3 separate regions of the Homo sapiens genome follow, and regions 1 and 3 are each linked to region 2. The links are chromatin loops, found by intact Hi-C in ENCODE. Cell type or tissue: PC-9. All regions are shown on one strand. Region 1 overlaps TPTEP2-CSNK1E (TPTEP2-CSNK1E readthrough). Region 2 overlaps TPTEP2-CSNK1E (TPTEP2-CSNK1E readthrough). Region 3 overlaps MAFF (MAF bZIP transcription factor F).

Region 1 (8,000 bases), 56 kb before region 2:
TTTTTTGTATTTTTAGTAGAGATGGGGTTTCACTGTGTCGGCCAGGCTGGTCTTGAACTCCTGACCTCAAGTGATCTGCCCGCCTTGGCCTCCCAAAGTGCTGGGATTACAGGCATGAGCCTGGGTCCTCAGCCTTGAAGATCTTATAGAAAAAAGCAACTACTGTGTTATAGAATAACAAACTTTAAATAGAAACAAAGACATTTTAATACAATCTTAATTACTCTGTGAACATGTAGATTAACCTTTAAATATAGGCTTTTTTTTTTCCTCAAAACAGGATAAGAGTTATCTTCTCATTTTTAATTTCCAAGTTGAAACTACAGATGACTATGTTTACTGAATCACATTTCAGGATCTTAAATCTTCGGACAATTATGTGTTCTTTTTTTCTTCACATTTTTGGAACTCCCTCAGATTTAACATCAATTAAATAACCTAGCTAAAACCTTGAACTCTTTTCAAAACAGTAAGTGGTAGAATAACAATAATTTCATACTCATAGTTTTAAAAGAATTAAACAACTGGATTTGACAGACATTTTCACAATTTTTTGTTGTCATGCAATTTTGGATACAGCCATTCTGCATGGTTTCACAAAGTTGGCATAGAGAAATATAAGTTTCCTAAGTTGAAACGGAAGATTATAAAAGAGGGAAGGAGAATGAGAGTAAGAGACTGGTTAAAGATGCAAAGGATTTCCACTTCTTCATTGTTATGTAAATGTGTCTGCTTTTTAAAAAGCACAATCACTGAAAAATCTATTTGGATAATGCCTTCACTCTATGCAACTATATCTGACTACAGGCTGAGCACCCTTAATCCAAAAATTCTGAAATGCTCCAAAATGTGAAATTTTTTGAGTGCCAACATGATGCCAAAAGTGGAAAATTCCACACCCGACCTTCTGTGACAGGTTTGCAGTGAAAATGCAGGTATACAACATGAAGATGAGGTCAGGGAGTCATCTAAGACAAAAACCATTGTTAATAAGGCAGATGACTCCATAGGGAACTTTTTTTTTTTTTTTTTTTTTTTGAGACAGAGTGCAGCTCAGTCGCCCAGGCTGGAGTGCAGTGGTATGATCTCAGCTCACTGCAACCTCTGAGTCCCAGGTTCAAGCGATTCTCCTGCCTCAGCCTCCCGAGTAGCTGGGACTACAGGCATGCATCACCACGCCCGGCTAATTTTTGTATTTTTAGTAGAGACGGGGTTTCACCATGTTGGTCAGGATGTTCTCAATCTCTTAACCTAGTGATCCGCCCGCCTCTGCCTCCCAAAGTGCTGGGATGACAGGTGTGAGCCACCGCGCCAGGCCCATAGGAAACATTTTTAAAAGCCGGCCGGCAGAATGTCTCCTTAGCCTTAACGGACCCGCTTCCTGGTCCCTCAGCTGCTTCTGATGTTTCTTCTTGCCTAAGAAAAAATAAAATGTGGTGTACAGTAAACTTTTAATGAAAACACAGCATCCCAGGAGACTGAACGCCTGCCGCTGTGTGTTTCCACTGTTCAACAGCTGACACAGGGATTCTGATGCCGCTGCTGTGCTGCTTAGTTTCTCTGAACACTTTTTTTTTTTAACTGTACTAATGGTATGTCATTTTTTCTATTGTTAAGCACTCATGTGTGAATAAGTGTAAGAAAATGATGGCTTATCAGGAGCATATAAATTCAGAGTCAGGAGCTAGGCACGGTGGTTCACGCCTATAATCCCAGCACTTTGGGAGGCCGAGGTGGGTGGATCACCTGAGGTCAGCAGTTCAAGACCAGCCTGGCCAACATGGTGAAACCCCGTCTCTACTAAAAATACAAAAGTCAGCTGGGCATAGTGGCAGGCGCCTGTAATCCCAGCTACTTGGGAGGCTGAGACAGGAGAATCGCTTAAACTTGGGAGGCAGTGGTTACAGTGAGCCGAGTTCGCACCATTGCCCTCCAGCCTGGGTGACAAGAGAGGACGACGTGTTAGATCACTTTCAAATCCACACCAAGTGGAGACTCTGCTGGATGGGCGGAGCGCAGGCTGGCTCCAGGCCTTCCTGTTCCTGGCTCCGCCACCACCGGGCACGCTCAATTTCTTCCCCTCACATTCACCCAGAATGGGTCTATGTCCAGCCTGGTGGGGACCCTGCCTGGGCTGGGGGCTTGTCTCCCCACCAAAGAGGAGATATAGCAGGTACAGGCACCAGCACATGGCGGGGCTCAGAATATCCCCGCTGGATTGAATATGTGACTTCAGTCCATAGAATGAGAGGCTCCTGGCCGGGCGCAGTGGCTCATGCCTGTAATCCCAGCACTTTCGGAGGCTGACGTGGGCAGATCACGAGATCAAGAGATCAAGACCATCCTGGCCAACATGGTGAAACCCTGTCTCTACTAAAAATACAAAAATACAAAAATTAGCTGGGTGTGGTGACACGCGCCTGTAGTCCCAGCTACTCGGGAGGCTGAGGCAGGAGAATCACTTGAACCCAGGAGGCGGAGGTTGCACTGAGCCAAGATGGCGCCACTGCACTCCAGCCTGGGAGACAGAGGGAGACTCTGTCTCAAAAAAAAAAAAAAAAGAATGAGAGGCTCCTGGCCCAGCCTCACCTGCTGATTAGCGGGATGTAGAGGCTTTCTAGTGCTGGCTTCAGATCTTGTCACTCCACTGTCACCTTTGTTGTCTCCAGTGCCCACCTCTAAACTATTGTATTAAAATTATAGAATAACATGTTTTTAAATCAGCTTGCTTTTTTTTTACTTGAACAATTTTATTATTTTATTTTTGAAACTGAGTCTCACTCTGTCACCCAGGTTGGAGTGCAACGGCGCGATCTCAGCTCACTGCAACCTCTGCCTCCCAGGTTCAAGCGATTCTCATGCCTCAGCCTCCTAAATAGCTAGGATTACATGTGTGTGCCACCACGCCCAGCTCATTTTTGTATTTTTAGTACAGATGGGGTTTCACTATGTTGACCAGGCTGGTCTCGAAATCCTGACCTCAAGTGATCCGCCCGCCTTGGCCTCCCAAAGTGCTGGGATTACAGGCGCGAGCCACTGTGCCTGGAACAATTTTATTTTAAAAGGAAACTTCCTATCCCTACATAAGTGGAAACCAGTATCAACTTGCCACATATGGAAGGTAAAAGTGAAAAGAAATAGAATGAAGTCAAACAAGGAGTTTCTATTCTAGCCAGGTACTCCTGCTGGTCAGTGCTGGGCCCAAGGCCCAGGACCTGCCTCTCTGACTTTTGTTTTGGTTTCATTTGTTTTTTTTAGGGGGACAGGGTCTCACTCTTGCCCAGGCTGGAGTGCAGTGGTGCGATCTTGGCTCACTGCAACCTCAAACCCCCGAGCTCAAGCAGTCCTCCCAATTCAGCCTCCCAAGTAGCTGGGACCACAGGCACACACCATCATGCCGGGCTAATTTTTGTATTTTTTGTAAAGAGGTTTTCACCATGTTGCCCAGGCTGGTCTGTAATTCCTGGGCTCTAGTGATCTGTCACCTCGGCCTCCTGAAGTGCTGGGATTACAGGACCACAGCCAACCTCTGCCTCTCCATTGACGAGGTTGATAAGGTGGTGTAGACGGCTAGCACTCGATGGAGACCTCCTGACCCCATCAAAGGGAAGGGGAAAACACAGGAAGCTCTCCCACTGTGTGGTCAGGGCTAGTACCAGCTCTGTCCCTGGGCCTTGACAGGGCCTGGAGACACCTTTGGGAGGAGCAGTTCCAGCCCAAACTCCTGCAAGGGAGGGATGGAGAGGGGAGAGGCTGAACACAACCCACCTGGAACCCGGGGCTGGGCCCGATGCTTTGAATACCAACTTAATCTTCACAACAGCCTGTGAAGGGTGTGTGTATGCACGCGCGCGTGTGTGTGTGTACACCAATTTCTTGCTGAGAAAAAGGAGGCTCAGAGAGGTTAAGGCATTCGCTGGAGTCCACAGCAACCAAGCCGCTGGAACCCCTCCGCCGGGTTCCGAGGCCCTCGCTGTTCTCAGGCCAGCGCAGAATTGGTCCCAGGGCTGGACTCCTCCAGGTGGGGCGCCCGGAGCACTCCCGACCACCTGCTCCAAGGACACTGCCTCCTGGAAGCGTCCCTGGTTTCCCTTCGGAGGTGAACTCGTTCAGGGCACTTCTCGGAGTCGCAGTCTCAGGTGGCCAGGGCAGGCCTTCTCCCTATGGGTGCTCCCCACGTCCGCCCTGGGCTTGGCAATGAGAAGCAGCCCCGCCCCGCGTGACCAGGACCCGCCTGCAGCGCCCGCGGCGGCCACACGGGGGCAGCAGGCGAGCGCCGCCCGAATTCCCGGGTCCCAGCCTGGGCTGGACCGGAGGGCACTGGCGGGTTGCCTCGCCCCAAGAGCCTCAGTTTCTCTGTCTATATAATGGACTAGGCTGTCTGCCAGGGCCTTTTTGGTCCTAGCAATCTGACCCCAAGCGAGCTTTATTAACAAATAGAAAAAAGAAGACATAAAAACAAACAGCCGGGCGCGGTGGCTCATTCCTGTAATCCCAGCACTTTGGGAGGCCGAGGCGGGCGGATCACCTGAGATCGGGAGTTCGAGACCAGCCTGACCAACATGGAGAAACCCCGTTTCTACTAAAAATACAAAATTAGCCAGGCGTGGTGGCACATGCCTGCAATCCCAGCTACTCGAGAGGCTGAGGCAGGAGAATGTTTGAACCTGGGAGATGGAGGTTGCAGTGAGCCGAGATTGTGCCATTGCACTCCAGCCTGGGCAACAAGAGCAAACTGTGTCTCAAAATAAAATAAAATAATAAAAATAAATAAATAAATAAAACAAATGCAAAGGGGTGTTTGCTGAGTGTCCCTGATGGGTCCCACAGAAAAGTCCAGGCCCAGGTGGAGACCAAGAGCCAGGAGAGCACCACGAGTCCCCTGAGGTCACACCTGACTCCCAGCCCAACTCTGGGCCAGTGGAAACCCTCATGTCCAGATGGGGAAACTGAGGCCCAAATGGTATGGGGACTTGCCCAAGCCCTCAAATGGAGGACAGGGCAGAGCTGAGCCTGGGACTCTCACCCAAGTGGTCTCCGGGGGCCTCCCTCTAAGTCTAAGGACTTAGCAACCCCTTCGCTCACGTTTTTTGGATTTTTTTTTAAGGCAGAGTCTCTCTGTTGCCCAGGCTGGAGTGCAGTGGCACGATCTTGGCTCACTGCAACCTCTGCCTCCCGGGTTCAAATGATTCTCCTGCCTCAGCCTCCCGAGTGGCTGGGACTACAGGTGCCCACCACCATGCCCGGCTAATTTTTGTATTTTGAGTAGAGATGGGGTTTCGCCATGTTGGCCAGGCTGGTCTCGAACTCCTGACCTCATGATCTGCCTGCCTCAGCCTCCCAAAGTGCTGGGATTACAGGTGTGAGCCACCGCGCCCAGCCTGTTTTTTGGATGTCTAATGGAACCAGAACTGGCGGTCCCTTCTGTTTATGGACCCGTGCACACAGCAGGAAGGAGAGGCTCCAGAGGCCCTGGACTCGGGGGACAACCCTCGCTTCATCACCTCCTGAGGGTCCACCGCAGCCAGCCCTGGGCCTTCTGCCCCTTTCACTCCAAGATCTCTGGGCTGACCTTCATCAGCCCCTTCCACCCGCCTCAGGAGGTAGGGACAAGGCTGGGGGTGGCCTTTGCAGACCCTGAGAATGAATATTGTCCTGCATACACAGCCCAGTGGCCACGAGAGGCCGACGAAGATACTGAAGGTCACAGAGGGCCAGAGGCGGGGCCAGGGCTTGAGCCACCCTCTCTCCAGGCCCGTCTATACCATTGGGCTGCCCCCTTCAGACCTCCGGGCAGGAAAAGAAGGTAGAGGGGATATTCACTGAGCCCCCGCCTCGAGCCTGGGCCCGACCTGGGGTGTTTGCCTTACTGGCCGCTCCAGCCAGTGTGAGAGGCTGCACTATCATGCACCCCACTGACAGGTGAGGAAGGCGCTGTGACCACCAGAGGAGTGAGCAGACTGGAATTTGAGCCCAGGTCTGCTCAGCTCCTACACCCGGCACTGAGCTTCCGGTCTGACCTGGCTCTTGGGCAGGGGCCCTGCAGGCCGCCTCCCTATGTGGCCCCAGAGTCCAGAGAGCAGCAAGGAGAGTAGGTTTCTACGGTGACCTGGGCAAATGAAGACACTAACCTGTGCCTCAGTTTCCCCAGCCCTTCCCACTCACAGCAAAAAAAGAAACGAGGGCCCTTCAGCCCACCCAGGTCCCATGTTCCAGTGCTGATGTTGGGGACAGCCTGGGGCCCAGCCTCAGGAAGGCTGTGTGAACAGCTTCCTCAGCTGGGAAGTGAGGGCAAGACTGGGAAGGCCCTACAGCCACTGGATCTGGGGCCATGTTGGGGGGCCAGTGAAGGGGGCACCCCAGGCTAGTCTTCCAGGAGCTCCCTGGTTGGGGGGACAAGGAAGGACACAGGCAGGGACAACCAGGGCCACACTCAGGGCCATTGTGAGGGACAGGGATGGGGCTGTTGCCATCGTAGTGACAGAGCTGTGGTATGCTCCTGCCACCTTGCATTCCAGCCCAGGCTGCTCCCATCTTTGGCAGAGGGTGGGAAAACACATGATCCTGCCTTCCAGAGACTGTACTGGTCAGAGAAAGACATCAGCAGGAGAGCCAGAGATTCCTCCTCCTCTCCATCATCACCATCACCATTATTCTCATCACCATCACCGTCACCGTCATCATCATCATCACCATCATGGACTTCAAAGAAGTTCAAAGAATTTCCTCCTCTGGCCAGAGTGAATCCTGTTCTGTGGAAGCAGGAGGCTGGGTGGGAAGCCCTGTGGAGGCTCCACCCGTGTTTGGGTTCTGGGCAGGGATCTGGGGACAGGGGAGGCCTAATGCTTATTGCAGAAATTCTCTGCCTGGGAAGTCAGGATCACTCCTTGGAGGAGGCAGCCTGTCCTCTGAGCTTTCAGGAAAGGAACTGGTTGTGTGGTTCCCTGTAAGCTCTGGAGATGGGGCGGGCAGTAGGGGGAGGAGCACAGCAGTGTGGATGTATTAATACTTAGTGCTGGCCGGGTGCGGTGGCTTACGCCTGTAATTCCAGCAGTTTAGGAGGCCAAGGCAGGCAGATCACCTGAGGTCAGGAGTTCAACACCAGCTGAGGCAGGAGAATCGCTTGAACCCAGGAAGCAGAGGTTGCAGTGAGCCAAGATCACGACATTGCACTCCAGCCCTCCAGCCCAGGCAACAAGAGTGAAACTCCGTTCCCCCCCGCAAAAAAAAAAACTTAGTGCCACAGAACCTACGCTTAAAACCAGCTAAAATGACAAATCTTATATGATAGGTATTTTACCGCAATTTTAAAAATTATTTCCTGGCCAGGTATGGTGGCTCACATGTATAATCCCAGCCCTTTGGTGGCCATGGTGGGAGGATCCCCTGAGGCTAGGAGCTTGAGACCCGCCTGGGGAACATAGTGAGACCCCGTCTCAACAAAAATTTTTTAAAAATTAGCCAGGTGTGGGCCGGGCACAGTGGCTCACGCCTGTAATCCTAGCACTTTGGGAGGCCGAGGTGGGCGGATCACGAGGTCAGGAGATCGAGACCATCCTGGCTAACACGGGGAAACCCCGTCTCTACTAAAAATACAAAAAATTAGCCGGGCATGGTGGCGGGCGCCCGTAATCCCAGCTACTCGGGAGGCTGAGGCAGGAGAATGGCGTGAACCTGGGAGGTGGAGCTTGCAGTGAGCCGAGATTGCACCACTGCACTCCAGCCTGGGCGACAGAGCAAAACATCGTCTCAAAAAAAAAAAAATTAGCCAGGTGTGGTAACGTGCGCCTGTAGTCCAGCTATACAGGAGGAGGTTGAGGCTGTAGTGAGCCATGATTGCACCACTGCACTCCGGTCTGGGGGACAGAACAAGACCCTGTCTCCAGAGTAAATAAATAATTTTTACTTAAAAAATTAAAGAGTCCAGGTGCAGTGGTTCATGCCTTTAATCCGAGCCCTTTGGGAGACTGAGGTGGGTAAATTGCTTGAGTCCAGGAGTG
Region 2 (8,000 bases):
GAGATCGGGAGTTTGAGACCAGTCTGACCATCATGGTGAAACGCCATCTCTGCTAAAAATACAAAAAATTAGCCAGGTGTGGTGGCGCGTGCCTATAGTCCCAGCTATTCGGGAGGCTGAGGCAGGAAAATCACTTGAACCCTGAAGGCAGAAGTTGCAGTGAGCCGAGATTTTGCCACTGCACTCCAGCCTGGGCAACAGACCGAGACTCCATCTCAAAAAAAAAAATATCAAAGGAAAGAGGGCCATGTGCCTGTCTGAGTTTGGCATCCTTCGGAAGCCCTGTCTTTTGTGTTCTGCCTCTGTCACCTCTTCCTGGTCTAGGCTTCCCCCATGTTCCCTGCCTGCCCCTCGCCCACATCTGTTGCCTCTCTGGCTCCCTAAGTCCTGTGAGTGTGGGGCCGGGCAGGCAAGCCTTCCATGGGGAACCAGTTGCCTTTCTAGCAGACTCTTCATTTCTGGATCTTCCCATTAGCTTTCCTGCAATACTCTCTTTCTCTGTCTCACAGCCAACTTGGTGAACTCCCCCTTTAGAGTTCATCCTGATGTCACATTTTCCAGGAGGCCTTCTCTGGCCTGCCCCTTAGTTATCCTTCATGGTCGAAGGCAGGCCTTTCTCCCTCTGCCTTTCCACCTCTGTGGCCCCAGCCCCTGCCTGGCCCAGAGTGCTAGGCAAGGGCCCCTCTGTTGAACAAATGGCCCCCCTCCTCCCCAGATCAGCCGCATCGAGTATATCCACTCCAAGAACTTCATCCACCGGGACGTCAAGCCCGACAACTTCCTCATGGGGCTGGGGAAGAAGGGCAACCTGGTCTACATCATCGACTTCGGCCTGGCCAAGAAGTACCGGGACGCCCGCACCCACCAGCACATTCCCTACCGGGAAAACAAGAACCTGACCGGCACGGCCCGCTACGCTTCCATCAACACGCACCTGGGCATTGGTGAGGGAGCCAGGCCTGGAGCAGTGTGCACCCGGGGCCACTGGCTGGGGCCCAGCTCTCTGGAGCCCTCTCACCCCCTACCCTGATGGAGGCCCCCAGGCTCTTTTCTAGTGAGAAAGTCCCCACCCCGTCTGCCCCCAAGCTCGTGCTTATTCCGTGTCCTTGCACAGTCGGGTCTTCCCCTTCGTAAGCCAAGCTGTGTGTGCCGGGCGCCTTCCCTGGCCCTGCTTCCTCCTCCGCCCTGTTGGTGCAGGCTGGAAGATACAGGCTCAGAGGTTTAACATGGGTTGCTTAAGGTCATGCAGCTTAGCTAATGCCAAAGCTGGACTTGACCCCGGCCCTGTCTGATGCTGAAGCTTGTGACCTCTCCACGGGGTGGGCCAGGCAAGGGGGCAGTAGGTGCCCTCTCATAGTCATTGAATGATTAAGTGCCTGAACTGGAAAAACTAGGCCCAAATTAAGTTGAGAAGGCCCTGCCTCAGGCTTCTTCTCTGTAGGAGGAGGATAATAGCAGTGCCTGTTTAAAATGCGTGCAGTGAGCAACATCCGACGTGGGGGCAGGAGGGTCCTGGTGCATTGTGAGGAGCATGACCCAGAGGATGAGTTAGGGGCCTGAGTGGACCCCTGTCCCTCACCTAGTCTTTGACTCTCTGTGCAGAGCAAAGCCGTCGAGATGACCTGGAGAGCCTGGGCTACGTGCTCATGTACTTCAACCTGGGCTCCCTGCCCTGGCAGGGGCTCAAAGCAGCCACCAAGCGCCAGAAGTATGAACGGATCAGCGAGAAGAAGATGTCAACGCCCATCGAGGTCCTCTGCAAAGGCTATCCCTGTGAGTAGCCCAGTGGGAGGGGACATGCCTGGGGGCCCCTGAGGCACTGTCTAAGGGAAAGGTGAGGCCATACAAAGCCCACGCTGGGGCTAGGCGCGGTGGTTCACGCCTGCAGTCCTGGCACTTTGGGAGGCCAAGGCAGGTGGATCATGAGGTCAGGAGGTCGAGACCAGCCTGAGTAACATGGTGAAACCCTGTCTCTACTAAAAATACAAAAATTAGCCCCACCTGTAATCCCAGCTACTCAGGAGGCTGAGGCAGGAGAATTGCTTGAACCTGGGAAGCGGAGGTTGCAGTGAGCCGAGATTGCACCATTGCACTCCAGTCTGGGTGACAGAGCGAGACATCATCTCAAAAACAACAACAACAAAGCCCACACTGGGCTGCCCCACAGCCCTTGGCACCTGAGCAGTAATCCCTGGCTCTTTGCCACTCCTTGGCACAGCCAGAAGGCCCGGTTTCCCTGTCCTGGCTGTTACACCTGTTGCTTCCCGGCCTACATTCCTGCCTCATCTCCCAAGGGCCCTCTCCCCAGTGTTTTTGAGGAGGAATTGGAAGTTTTCCTCTTCTTGCTTAGGTTGTGTTAGAAGGTCCCGTCAGGCTCTTGCAGTCCTTTGAATTTATGGCAACGATTGATCTGTGGGCCCCAGGGTGCTTGGCGAGGGCAGCGGAAGAGCTGTGGGCATGGATGGCTCCTGGATCCGGCTACCTGGCAGAGGCTCCTGGCCACTGTTCGCAGGTCTTCCCTTGCTCTGAAAGCAGCAGAGGCTCTGCTCACGGGCAGGCTAGGCTTTCATCACAGTAGGATAGGGAAGGCCATGGCTCTGTTGCCTCCTTTTCTTGCCTCTCACAGATTGGAAGTATCTAGGGACAGTGGGTGGCTAGGACAGTGCTGGCTGCAGGGGGTCTGGGAGCGTGGGCCTCACAGTGGCCTTCTCTATCCTCTGCAACACCCTCCAGCCGAATTCTCAACATACCTCAACTTCTGCCGCTCCCTGCGGTTTGACGACAAGCCCGACTACTCTTACCTACGTCAGCTCTTCCGCAACCTCTTCCACCGGCAGGGCTTCTCCTATGACTACGTCTTTGACTGGAACATGCTGAAATTCGTGAGTCACCTGGAGGCCAAGGCGGGCTTGGGGGACTGGATGGGGAAGGCCCTGACTCAGAGGGCCAGAGTGAGCTGGTGGCGGGAGGGGCTCCCGACAGACGGGAGGTACGAGCTGGACAGTGTGGTTGACCTCACTGGGGTCCCAGAGCCCTCCAGCCTCATCCGTGCTGACAGCTTGTGCCACCATGGGCAGCAGGGCCCAGGCAGGGCGCTGTCTCCCGTCGGAACAAGGAGGATCTGGCTTCACCTGGGGTCCCTCCTGGGTGCCCGCAGCAGGGCATGGGTGGTGCTGGCGGCGCCCCCTGCTGCCCTGATTGCTGCCTACACCGTCCTGCTGCTCCTGTTCTGCACATCCCAGGTGGCTACCTGCACCATGGCCCCTCGGGCCAGCCTGGACCCAGTCATGGTGCTTGCTTTCTTCTTGGTCATGGGCCCCTGGGTCTGGCTAGGCAGTTGTTCTGTTTCCCTCTTTTAAGAGTCCCAGGGGTGGGGTTGGGTGGGGAGCAGCATTGGCCGGCCGTACCCAGAGCTCTGGAATCTGTGAAATTGTATGTCTTGTTTCACATCTCTTCTGGAAAAGGGGGCTTCCTCGAGCCAGGCTCAGCCCCGTGACAGCCCCATGACAGCGAAGGGACCTTTCTGTCCCCGCCCCTGTCCCTGTGCTGGGCCCACGTACTCACCCACGTACTGGTAAGGATCCTCTGAGGTCTGGCTTTTCCAAAATTTGCCACTTGACCAGTGAGCGCAAGAGGCTGAGCCTCAGCTGTGCTTTTTGTCCCTTTCAGGTGCCCGGCTCCCCTGGGCACCCAGAGCCCCCCAGATAGGCCGGTGGAGGAGGTGGAGGAGCTGTCCCCCCAAAACTACTGGCCTGTGGTCTGGACTCCAGGGCCCCATTTCTGATGTCGCCAGGTGTGCCTGAGCCCATCGGGGCCAGGCCTGAGGAAGTGTTTCTTGGGAGGATGGGATGACCCCCTGTTCCCAAGAGATGGCAGCACAGTGGAGGCCATGGTGGAAAAGGCCCTGCCATGGGGTCCTTGAGGGCCAGGACAGCCTGAGGGAGGGATGGTGGCCACTGCCCACAAGGGGCCTGGTGGGAACGGGTCCCAGGACAGACTCATAGCTAGACCCCGTTGGCGGCCTCTGTGTTGAACCAGAACTCATTAAACACCTCCTCTTGCTTCATCCTGGTGTGCCTCTTTCATGGCAGGGCCCTCAGCCACCCTGCTAGATGGTTAGGACCAAGGCTCTGTTCTCCTGGAAGCCAAGGTCGGCACATTGGTCTTGGGCTTCTCTTCTCTCTGGGTTTCTTGTTCACTAAGGAGTAACACAGAGGTCAGGCAGAGAATGGGGGTCTCGCAGGCTAGGGACCTCAGGGAGAGGCCTCTGTTGCCCTTTTCAGCAAGGCTGGAAATGGGATATGGGCAGGGGACGTCTTCTCTGACTTCACCCTAGACCTTCTGGCTCCAAATGGGGCCCATGGCCTTGAGCACCTGGGACCAGCTCTTTCCACCACAGGGCATTGGGCACTGGGCACTTTCTTATCGAGATAGTCACTCCCACGTCTGGTTCGTGATGGGCTTGGCCCTCCAGCTCAGCACAACTGCAAGAATGGATTTTGTATTCTCTAGACGGACACTGTCCAAGATGGTAGCCATTGGCCACATGCGACACATTTTTAATGAATTAAAATTAATCAAGACTGGAAATGTCGGCCAGGCCTGGTGGCTCATGCCTGTAATCCCAGCACTTTGGGAGGCCATAGAGGGCGGATGACTTGAGGTCAGGAGTTTAAGACCAGCCTGGCCAACATGGTGAAACCCATTTCTACTAAAAACACAAAAATTAGCTGGGCATGGTGGTGTGTTCCTGTAATCCCAGCTGCTTGGGAGGCTGAGGCAGGAGAATCGCTTGAACCCAGGAGGCAGAGATTGGAGTGAGCTGAGATCATGCCACTGCCCTCCAGTGGCCACCACATCCGGCAAGGCAGATGGGACCATTTCCTTCATCCAGAACGTTCTGTGGACATCACTGCTCTAGGTTCCTCCCTTATGGAGTCTCACAAGACTGTCTAGCCAGCAAGATCTCTTTTCCAACCAGGCCAGGAGCACCTCTCCACCCACTGCTGCTGGTCTGACCGCCTTCCTGGAAGTCCCTCTTGAGGCAGGCCCTGGAGTTAGAAGCTGGGCAGAGGCACCCACAGCCTTATCCTTTGCCAATCTCTGACTCAATGCCACGGCCACTGTAGTGAGCTGAACCACCTCCAGCAGTCCCCTGGCAGAAGCACCTGGAAAACATGCAATGGGAACCTTCACCCTGAGGCCAGGCCCTTCCCATGCTACCCAACAGTAGACAGGACACCCTGTGTTGTTGGCTGCACCGGGGTGCTGGGATCTGTGGATCCCTGGGGCCTGGAAGCCACTCTCAGCACATACAGCCACTGTGTTCCGAGGTCCAGTCAGCTGGCCGGGAAGGAATTCAACACAGCCAAGGACAGAGGTCCATATGATGACGGGTGGATGCTCGTGTGACTTTGCTGACCTTTTATGTTTTCTATGGGCAATAAAGGCCAAGAGAGCTCCCTGCTGTGTGTTTCTTGCGTCCTATGGGTTGGATGGGACCATGGAGAGTCGCCCACTTCTTGCCTCGGGGCTGGCAATGGCCTGAGCCTGCTGGGCTCACAAAGGGCAGGGGCTCCAGCCCTCTGCTTGGCTGCTGGCTGCAGGGCTCCACACCTTGGAGTGAGTCACTCAGCCTCTGTATCCCAAGCATGGAAATGAGATTGACCTGCCTCACAGGGTTGATGTGACTCTGCCCGCAGAAGGTTCGGCACGGAGGTGCCACAGCTCGTGTTCCTCCCCAGGCTTTGCTGTGGCTCTGGCTGAGTCACTGTTGGCCAGCCTGCAACCGAGTGGGAGCCCAGGGTGAGGACCGGAGGTCAGGAGTTAGAGCCCCGGTGGTCCCAGGCCTGCCTGAGAGGCTTCTGGGTGGGAGGATGGGAAGATGCATCTTCTAGAGTGTTCTAAGGCAAGACTCTGAACAGTGACCTCTTGGGGTGCAGAGAGCAGAGTGGGACTAGGTGGCAGAGGCCTGGGTTCAGACCCTAGCTCTGCCCTGAGCTGTGCAACCCCGGGCAGGTCACAAGGCCTCTCTGGGCCTTGGTGCCTCACTAAGATTCAGGGATCATTCTGGTCCTAGCCACTACTTCCTGGAGTTGCTTAAAGACAGGGCCCACCCCCACCTCTTGGCCAGTCTCCTGGGAGAGACATGGGTTGCAGGAACCACACCCTGTGCCCATGAGCAGGCCCCCAACTCAGCCCAGAGCTCTCTCCTCCACAGATGCGGCCCCCTTCCTGCCAGCCCCCTGCCCTTCCCTGTGGACGGCCCCAGGATGAACTAGGTAACGCAGTCGGGCGCTGCCCCCACATATGCTCTTCTCTGGCCCCTTCTCACTTCCTCCTGCACCAGGGGCGGCAGTGGCTGGACAGCAGGGCACCTGGGGGCTTAGGGTACCCCTTCTGCTCCAGCTTTGCCTGCTGGGCCTCTTCTTCCTCCGTGGGGAACGTGGCCCCATTTTCTTCTCCAGCTCCCCTTGAGCTTCTGTCCCAAGGCAGGCGGTGTCTGTGGGTTCCCTGGGCCTCCTGGCTGTGGCCTCCACTGCACCTGCCAGAAGCCATTGCCAGGTCCCGGCAGGGGGAAGGACAGCTCCCTGATGAGAAGAGCCCCTGGCTAGGTACCGGGAGAGCTGGTCTGAGTCCTAGCCCAGCCTTCCACTAGTTTTGTGACTCTGGGCCTGTTCTTTTCCCCCTCTGGACACCCCTAGCCAGTCTGCTAGAGGCCTCTAAACAGCTTTCCTGCTCGGTTTAGCAACCTTGAGTAGTTAAGGGCTCTTGGTACACAGAGGGGGGCCAGGGCAGGCCCAGCCCCAGGTCAGGAGGGCCAAGAGGTGCTCTTGATCATCCTGGGCGCATTAGTTGTCCTTTCTCTGGCTCCATCCCAGGAGAGCAGGGCAGACTGACCTCCCTCTGCCCCCAGACTCCTGCTTTCTCCTTCCTCTGGTGGTTGTGTGGCTTCGTGTCTCTGTGCTGTGTGATTGTGGGTCTTGGCTTCCCGCGCTTGTCAGGGAGGCTGGAGCAGAAGGTTTCTGAGATATCCACCTGGCCTCCCTCCCCTTCTGTGCCCTGCAGGGCTGCTGGGCCCAGAGCACCCTGGCCTCTGGGGCTGACTGGTGTCTTTTCTTGCATCCCTGCAGGGTGCAGCCCGGAATCCCGAGGATGTGGACCGGGAGCGGCGAGAACACGAACGCGAGGAGAGGATGGGGCAGCTACGGGGGTCCGCGACCCGAGCCCTGCCCCCTGGCCCACCCACGGGGGCCACTGCCAACCGGCTCCGCAGTGCCGCCGAGCCCGTGGCTTCCACGCCAGCCTCCCGCATCCAGCCGGCTGGTGAGCAGGGACTCAGGCAGTGGGCTGGGTTCAGGGTGGGTGGGGGGCTCTGTTTGTGCCTACTCTGAGGGTGGCTTCCCACTCTCCCTCCAGGCAATACTTCTCCCAGAGCGATCTCGCGGGTCGACCGGGAGAGGAAGGTGAGTATGAGGCTGCACAGGGGTGCGCCCGCCAACGTCTCCTCCTCAGACCTCACTGGGCGGCAAGAGGTCTCCCGGATCCCAGCCTCACAGGTGAGCTGCCCCCCTGCCAGTCCCTCTGGGCCTCAGAACTGAGTTAGAGACCCCCCAGTGGGAGGTCAGGCCGTGGCTCTGTTCTTCCCTTTCCATCGACGCTGCTTGCCTTGGAGTGAACCCCTTCTGTAGAGCCAGGACTTGGCCTCATTTAATCCTCTGAGGTCTGATGAGCCCTCTTGAGCAAAGTCATTCACCAAGGCTCAGGGCAGTAACATTCCCTGGCAAGTGGCACAGCTGGGCTCCAGTCCTCGCTGCCAGGGGCCCAGCCAGGGTGGGCAGCAGGGGCTCAGAGATGAGGTGTTGCTGCTCCCTGACATCAGGGAGCCCCCAGGAGCCCCTGTGAGCATTGGCAAGAGCATGGGGTGTAGGGGCAGTGAGGTCCCATCCTCTTTGGGGCTATGTTTGGATGGGGACACTTGGGAAGGGGGAATCTGTAGT
Region 3 (8,000 bases), 78 kb after region 2:
GCAGGAGGGACTGGGGAGAGGGGAGCCTCCTTCTCTGACACATCCACCCAGGAGCCTGGCTGCTGCCAGCTGTCTGCCCGAGTGGCTGGAGGCAAGAAACCCACTTCCCCAGGGCCTACCTGCAGGCCCCACACAGGCTCCGTGGTGGGTGGTGTGGACTGTAGAAATGTCTGCCTGCAGCGGGGCTCCGCGGCCCACTTCCCGCCCCCCTTCCTCTGTGCCTTCCCTGGTGGGGGAAGACCTACTCTGTGCCCAAAGAGCAGGTGCACAAAGGCCAGGGGTTGCCACCTGGTGGCCCAGTTGGAAGGATCTAGCAAACACACACCCAGCATTGAGGGCAGTGTCCCTTGGACCTGGTGTGGTATACCCTGTGCCCGTGGGAACATCATCCTTGGGCCTGGGGCCTGGGGCCACCCCAAGGAGCAAGGGGGCCCATGGCAGAGAACCATTCCTGCACCACTGGGGCTCAGCAGAGGGGCTCTGCTGCCTGGCCTGAGCTGTCCCTCTAGACATACCCACGCCCGGCCGGGGAAGCTGCTTGCCCTCTTCTGCCTCCCCACTGGTCCTGAGCCCCCTGCTACCCTCTAACCCAGGCCCAGACCCTCAGCCCTCAGGATAGGCTTAGGTGCAGAGCTGGCTCAGCTGTGCGATTGTAACCCCTCCCTCTGAGCCTCCATGTCCTGGTCTGGGAAGTGTTGTGAGGTTTGTAAAATGTGAGGTGTGGATGTGGCCCCAGGCTAGCCGGGGAAGAAGTGGGGATGGGACGTCCTGACCTAGACGTGGAGGCGGAACTCAGTCGCCAGACGGATGTTTCCTGTTGGCGTGAACACCAGGGGAGGAGTCATCCCTAGGTGGATATCCCCCCTGCCAGGCCCCAGGAGGCACCTGGAGCTTCCTGGGTGCCCTGTGGGGCCTGGGGGGGTGGGGACAGGGTGTGTGGTGTGTCGTGCTGGTGGGCCTCGGTGGTGGGCACACATTGTTCACTCAGCTGTCTCTTGTCTTCTCTATTTCTTTGGCTTCTCTCCCCGCCCCCCTTGCCCTGCTTTTGCCCGGGGTTTGGCCGCGGGCAGTGCCAACATACGGCCCTTACGGTAGGTCCCGCTCTTGGTCTGCATGTCTGTCCTGCATGTCAGTTCTGGTCACTGTCACTGGCATGCGTCTCTCTGTAGCTCTTCTCCGTGTCCTCATCTCCTCCCCACCGGCACCCCCTGGGTGGGAGCGCCCAGAGCACCTGTCAAGGGCCACCCTCTGTAGAGCTTGCCTGCTTCCGTCCTCGTTTCTCGTTCTGGAATATGCCCCGCCTTCTTCTGGGGGCACAGTGCTGTTCATGGGATATCGGGGCATTTCACGATGTTTCCAAGAGTTCACAAGCTGAGTCAGGAATCCTGGGTTCCAGGGGTGGGCTCGTCCCTTACATCCAGGTGTCCTGGGCCACCTTTCTGCTCTGAGCCCCTGAGGATGGGGACAGTTGATTAGAGAGATGAGGAGGAAGCCCTCTTAGAGGGAGCCAGTGAGTCGCATCTGCTCCCCTGGGGGTGCAGGCCAGCCTGGTCCTGATCTCCAGAGTAGAGGGAGCACAGCACTTCCCCCGGTGGTGGGGGACGCGCCTGGCACCTGTGGAACCGGGCACCCCTGGCTTCCAGGCCCTCTGGCCCCACATGCCCCAACTTCAGTCAGTGCTGAGCCTGCTCTGGCCTCTCTGGGGCATTCTAGGCTCACTGCCCATAGCTTGCCAGTCTCCACCCTGGGTCCCTTCCCTGCAGCCAGCCCAGCTCCCAGTGGGGGTTTATGTCTGCTCCTCTTCACAGTCCAGCCTCCCCTTGGGGCTCCCCAGCCAAAGAAGTCCATTTTTTCCTGCCCCTTCTCATATCCTGGACCCCATTCTCTGTCCCAGAAGGGATGGTTGAAGGGCATAGCTTTGGGTTGGGGGGTGTCTGTCCCAGGATCACGGGCAGGGGCTGAGCCACCTCCCTCTCACCGTCCCAGCCTCCTCACCTGCCCCTCCCGCTCCCTGCCCGGCAGGCCGCTGTGCCCCCATGAAGAGCATCTCCAGCAGCCTCAAGGAGACCATGAACCCGCACGACATCGTGCAGGACGCCATCCACAACTTCTCACCTGCCTACCAGCAGTACACGCAGCAGTCCACCCTGGAGCCTGGGCCCACCTGGCGTGGTGGCGCCCACGGCCTCTCCCGCTCCCACAGCCTCAGTGGCGCCCGCGACAACGAGAAGACTCTCCTGCTCAGCTCTGATGATGAATTCTAGGTGCGGGCTGCAGTGGCGGAAGTGCTGGCGCCATAGCCACGGTCAGGCTGTGCCCCACCTCCAGCCTCACCACCAGGCCAGGAGGCAGCTGGCACAGTGCTCACGCCGCCTTTATTTATTGGACCAGAAACACTCACATGTCACTTCCAGAGGAACGGGGGACAGCCAGGCTCGCCCATGGGCCTTCAGGAATATTTATACATGGCCCAGCCTGCACTGCCCGGGCGAGGGCAGAGGACACTGGGAGCAAGGCTTATGCCCCTGCTGCCCGTCCTGTGCTGGGGGCATGCTGGGACCAGCCGCACCCAGGCCCCAATGCTTGTGTGTGGACCAGCGGCTGCAGCCTTCTAGCCCCTCCTCCCCGCGAGACTCTCAGGCTGAGGTCGGCAAGCCGTGGCTCCCCCACACACCGTGCAATACCCTGTCTGACCTGGGCTCTTCCCGCCTGCATCCCTCCCCTGTCCACCTTTGTCCAGTGCTAGATTCACCTCACCCCGGGCAGGAGTGGGGATGTGGGCGCTCTGTGGTCCTCCCCTCCTGACCCAGGCCTCTGTGGCATGCTGCAAGGATCAGAGCCAGACACCAGGAGTCACAGGCCCCACCCAGGAAGGGCATTCAGGGCCCCTGGGCACCGCTTCTGTTGAAGCAGGGGCTTCTGGGCCCCTGGGTATCCCCACCTGTCGTGGCCACACCTCTGCCTGCCTCATGCCCCTTCCCCCTGGCCTACCAAGGACAGCCCACAGCCCGCACTGCCGGCTCACTTGGGTCCTTCCTCGATAGCTTTGGGCAGAGCCCTTGCTTCCTGGCTGCTTCAGGGCTCAGGGGCTCCCAGCCCTCCTTCCCAGGCTGATGCTGGGTCCTCTCTCTCTTTGGGGCTTCTCCCTCCCGTTTCAGGGGAAAGGTCTGAGTCTCCACGTTTCAGACCAGCTTCTGGGGGAAGGCAGTCCGGCAGGGAGACCGGGAGGGGTGGCCACACAGTGGGGAGCTGGGAGGTGGGGGGAATGGTCCCAGACTCCTCTCGGGGCCCCTATCCACACAGGGCCTGGTGTTCTACCCCATCTGGCCCCTGGCCCATCTCTTCTGTGCCTTAGTCACATATGAAAGCGCCCCTCCCTGGCTCCCCATCTGTCCCACACGCTCCCTGGGGCTCTTAGTTCAGCTGCTGGCACTCGCAGGATCCTGCAGTGCTGGGCCCAGAGCCCTTGGACAGGCCTCAGGAGTGGTCAGGACCACCAAGCCCCTCCTCTCCCCCTCCACACCTCTAGACCTGGGGCCTCCGGAACCCCCAGCAGGCTGGGCTTATACTAGCTCCTGACTTAGGAAGAGCCTCGTGTCACAACACGTGTCCCTACAGGCAAAGTGTCCTGGCATTTAAAACCCAGATTATCCCTGGGTTTGGGCTGCAGTCACCTGGAGAAGCTGGTAGGGTAAGGGAGAGGGACCCTGCCGGTGTTCACTGGGGATTCTTTCTTTTGGTCCTTCCTGGAATGAACAGGTTCCCTCCCTGCCACCTGTGAGGAGAGTTGGGGCCCAGCCGTCTTCCTGGCCTCCTTCCTTTCCTCGTGGCAGAGGCCTGCATGTGGGTGCCAGAGGCCAGCTCTCCCCCTCCATCTTGGGGGGGCGGAGCAGTTGGGCCCAAGCTGCCCGGGAGGGTGGGTGCAGACACAGGCTGAGGACCAGCCCTGGCCCTGCCCCGCCATCTGCTTTCACCAAGCTGTCTCTCCACCGTGGCTTCCCTTCTCCCTCCAGGCCAAAGTGCTGCTGATTCCCACTCCCTTGGTTTTCGCCTGCCCAGCGTTGCTGTTTGCGTGGAGGGTGGGGGGAGCTCAGTGGCAGGGAATCAGCGGTCCGTGGGGTCGTGGGGACGGGAACATGTGCCCGACCGCTCCATCCCCTCCTCCTCCTTAGGATGCATAACCTACCTTGTCTTTTTTTTTTTTAATTTTCTTTCCAGGTAGAGTAGCTCTTTGTACATAAAGAATACTTGAAAAATTAATTGTATGATGTATGAGAAGACAGAGTCTCCTAGTTTTGTATCTTGTTGTATGACTGCCATGAGTTCCACCAGAAAGCCACTCTATTTTGGTCTCTGTGACATTTTAAATGCGTGACAGAAGTGAGCAAATAAAGTGAGGAAGAAATCTATATATGAGATAATATAGATTGTATTGAAATCTCTGCCTGTGGGTGAGGTTTTTCCTTCCTCCTCCCTGCCCCCTGCTCTGGCTTTGGGGTGGGTGGAGTGGCTGTGGGTACAGGCGGCTTAGGAAACCCTCTCCTTCCTGTGTGTAACCTTTCAGTGATGGGGGTTCGGATTGATAGGGACCAAGGTCAAGGCCCAGGCCCCCCTTGGACAAAGGGTCTCCCCAACCTCCAGCCAGTTCCCAACCCAGGACGGCCGGGCCGCAGGCGGTCGATGCTCCTTCCCTGTTTGGTCAACCAGGTCCATGGGGCCCACATGCTGGCAGCCCCGCTCCTGCAGGCATCTCCCAGGATTTCCTGGGATCCCCCTTTCAGACGAGCTTCCTGCGTCTCTGGGACTGTCCTCCACCCTGGGACCCTCAGGGCCAGGGACCCTGGGGCAGGGGGCCGCTGGCTGTGGGCACAGTGCCTGGCCTCTCTGGTACCGCATGCCTTCTTGGGGCCTGGCTTGCTGCTGACGGGAGCACTCAGGAATGCGGTGTGGGTGGGGGAATTCCCACCAGCCTCCCGAGGCGGGTAAATAGCCTGCGTCCTCCCGCAGCTTCCTGCTGCCCTTCCCGCAGGCCTGAGCTCAGCATTTCAGGGTCATGGGCTTGGCAGGGAAAGCACCGAGCCCCAACCTGAGAAGGGGAGAAAGCCCCGTGGACACGGCCTACCTACGTGATCTGGCCCTTTCCCGGACTCAAATCCTGCACCTTCGCCCAACTGGTCCCTTACCCCGCGGGCCCCATACCCAGCCAGCCCCATACCCAGCCATAGAGTTGGCCTCACCTCGGTCTGTGCCACTGTAAATGTGTGTTCGGAGTGTTAAAACCTGCAGCCCCACAGGTCTCCAGGGTTTTTCGCACGTAATGCCCCATAGCATCTTCATTTTACAGATGGTAAACTGAGACTGTAAGAAACCAAATAAGTACCAAAGATCCCACAGCTAAGAACAGACACCTAGATTCAAACCCCAATTGCCGTGACCCACAGACCACAGTATACTCCACTCCTTCTTCAGGGTGCCCCAGAAGGGCTGGCAGATTGGGTTGAAATTAGTGAGTTTGAGGCCTAGGACAAGACACAGGGTTATGGTTTAGGCCTGCAGGTGGGGGCTGGGAAAGCCACTCTCCCTGCCTCCCTGGGCATTCCGAAACATGGGGAAGATAGTTTCCACTTGGCTGTAGAAAATCAGATCTCAATGTGAAAGTGCTGGAAAAATTACTCTGAAATCTGGGTTTTTTCCTCTCTGGGTGGGACTGTCTGTTCACTAAAGGGATGCCCAGGGAATTTAACCCTAAATTTCTTCTTCTTTTGAGACAGGGTCTGTGTCACCTAGATTGTGCAGTGGTGCAATCATAGCTCACTGCAGCCTCAAACTCCTGGGCTCAACCACACCACCATGACTGGCTAATTGTTTTCTTTTCTTTTCTTTTCTTTTTTTTTTTTTTTTTGAGATGGAGTCTTGCTCTGTCACCCAGGCTGGAGTGCAGTGGCGCGATCTCAGCTTACTGCAACCTCTGCTTCCCGGGTTTAAGCGATTCTCTCTTGTCTCAACCTCCTGAGTAGCCAGGACTACAGACATGCGCCACCACACTCAGCTATGTTTTTCTGTTTTTTGTTTTGTTTTTCTTTTTTTTTTTGAGACGGAGTCTCACTCTGTCGCCCAGGCTGGAGTCCAGTGGCGCGATCTCAGCTCACTGCAAGCTCCGCCTCCCGGCTTCACACCATTCTCCTGCCTCAGCCTCCCGAGTAGCTGGGACTACAGGCGCCCGCCACCATGCCCGGCTAATTTTTTTTGTATTTTTAGTAGAGACGGGGTTTCACCGTGTTAGCCAGGATGGTCTCGATCTCCTGACCTCGTGATCTGCCTGCCTCAGCCTCCCAAAGTGCTGGGATTACAGGCATGAGCCACCGCACCCGGGCCATGTTTTTTTTTTGTTGTTGTTGTTTTTTGTATTTTTAGTAGAGACGGGGTTTCACCGTGTTAGCCAGGATGGTCTCGATCTCCTGACCTCGTGATCCGCCTGCCTCAGCCTCCCAAAGTGCTGGGATTACAGGCGTGAGCCACCGCACCCGGGCCATGTTTTTTTTTTGTTGTTGTTGTTTTTTGTATTTTTAGTAGAGACGGGGTTTCACCATGTTGGTCAGGCTGGTCTTGAACTCCTGACCTCAAATGATCCACCCGCCTCAGCCTCCCAAAGTGCTGGGATTACAGGTGTGAGCCACTGCGCCCGGCCTGTTTTCTTACTTTTAAATTTCTTGTAGAGATGGGGGTCTTGCTATGTTGCCCAGCCTGGTCTCAAACTCCTGGCCTCAAGTGATCCTCCCACCTCAGCCTCTTCAGTAGCTGGAACAATAGGCATGTGTACCACCACATGTGGCTAATTATTTTTTATTTTTTGTAGAGATGGGGTGTCACTATGTTGCCCGGGTTGCTCTTGGACTCCTAGTCTCAGATGATCCTCTTGCTTCAGCCTCCCAAAGTGCTGGGATTACAGGTGTGAGCCACCATGCTCCGCCAGAATCCAGTCCTAAATTTCATTGTGCCCATGGCTTTGTCTTCCCAGGAGCTCCTGTGCTCTAAGCAACCAAGAGGAAGCATCGAAGTTTCAGCATCACTGGTCTCTGTCGCCATCTCCCCTCCACCTCATACCCTGTGCAATAGCTGGTGATGTGCACTAGCCCTCCCCGCCACCAGAAGCCCTAAGGGGTTGAAAGCAGAACCCCATTTTAGACACCCCTCGCCAAAAAACATAGTCCAGGATACACATTTATTCTCTGTGGAAAAAGAAAGAATTTGACTTTATTTAGAAAGTCTACAAAATACAGAAGACGATAACTCGCTTGCTGTAAGTCAGGAAATAAATAAATTCTAGGAGCCGGGCAATATTTTTTAACTTTTTTTTTGAGACAGGATTTTGCTATGTTGCCCAGGCTGGAGTGCAGTGGTGCGATCTCAGCTCACTACAACCTCTGCCTTCTGGGCTTAAGTGATCCTCCTGCCTCAGCCTCCCAAGTAGCTGGGACTACAGGCATGAGCCACCATGCATGGCTAATTTTTGTATTTTTTGTAGAGATGGGGTTTCACCATGTTGTCCAGGCTGGTCTCAAACTCCTGGACTCAAGCGATCCCCCTCCTTGGACTCCCAAAGTGCTGGGATTACAGATGTGAGCCACCGCGCCCGGCTTAAACATTTTTTGTTGTTGCTCTCCGGCTTTCCCTAAATATAAGATAAAATGTGATTTATTTGCAGATATAAAATATAAAGCCCAGCTCAGGGCCATACGCCACTTTTCCCAGGGAGCAGGAGCTCGGGCTCTGGCTGGGGAGAATAACTTAGATCCGTGCAATAAATAAACAGTGGGGAGGGGCAGTGTGGACAGTGTTGGGGGAGGGACTGAGACTGGGCTTCCCAGGAGAATGACAATCAAAGGCAGGGGTCAGCCCCCACCCCACAGTGGACACTGACAGGGGTTGAGGTGGGACCCTTCTTCTTAGGACCCCACTCCAGACTGTAGTAGGACTGCAGGGTCTGTCTCCTTGTCTCC

The links. Peaks named below come from ENCODE experiments on the same cell type or tissue, not always from the same donor. Only the 100,000 strongest peaks of a DNase experiment are listed, where the experiment ranks them.
Region 1: a loop joins it to region 2, with 3.0 times the contacts of the local background. A loop is called at or near these places in 22 of 110 quality-filtered maps.
Region 3: a loop joins it to region 2, with 4 times the contacts of the local background. A loop is called at or near these places in 5 of 110 quality-filtered maps.

The regions. Positions count from the first base shown.
Region 1 is chr22:38,349,575-38,357,574 of GRCh38, reverse strand. The region is part of intron 4 of TPTEP2-CSNK1E (TPTEP2-CSNK1E readthrough); the gene reads left to right. It also overlaps the pseudogene TPTEP2. Among named protein-coding and RNA genes, the nearest start is that of CSNK1E, 36 kb to the right of the region's middle. RefSeq lists a silencer at 4,134-4,373. In PC-9, CTCF peaks have their summits at 4,052 and 4,266 (motif pointing right); no DNase peak of the experiment used is centred here.
Region 2 is chr22:38,293,668-38,301,667 of GRCh38, reverse strand. It overlaps TPTEP2-CSNK1E (TPTEP2-CSNK1E readthrough), which reads left to right. Exons shown (of 15, transcript NM_001289912.2): 9 at 716-944; 10 at 1,603-1,773; 11 at 2,734-2,882; 12 at 7,134-7,326; 13 at 7,420-7,559. CSNK1E (casein kinase 1 epsilon) reads left to right here. Exons shown (of 11, transcript NM_152221.3): 5 at 716-944; 6 at 1,603-1,773; 7 at 2,734-2,882; 8 at 7,134-7,326; 9 at 7,420-7,559. Among named protein-coding and RNA genes, the nearest start is that of CSNK1E, 20 kb to the left of the region's middle. RefSeq lists enhancers at 1,593-2,266, 2,149-3,349. In PC-9, a CTCF peak has its summit at 3,177 (motif pointing left); DNase peaks (open chromatin) are centred at 1,307, 1,737, 2,197 and 2,827; H3K4me3 peaks cover 1,615 bases; H3K27ac peaks cover 7,564 bases.
Region 3 is chr22:38,215,733-38,223,732 of GRCh38, reverse strand. MAFF (MAF bZIP transcription factor F) reads right to left here. Exons shown (of 3, transcript NM_012323.4): 3 at 7,226-8,000. It overlaps TMEM184B (transmembrane protein 184B), which reads left to right. Exons shown (of 9, transcript NM_012264.5): 9 at 2,023-4,442. The coding sequence ends at 2,264. Among named protein-coding and RNA genes, the nearest start is that of SNORA92, 5.0 kb to the left of the region's middle. RefSeq lists enhancers at 490-990, 4,204-5,055, 4,328-5,527. In PC-9, a CTCF peak has its summit at 260 (motif pointing left); a DNase peak (open chromatin) is centred at 4,982; H3K27ac peaks cover 3,858 bases.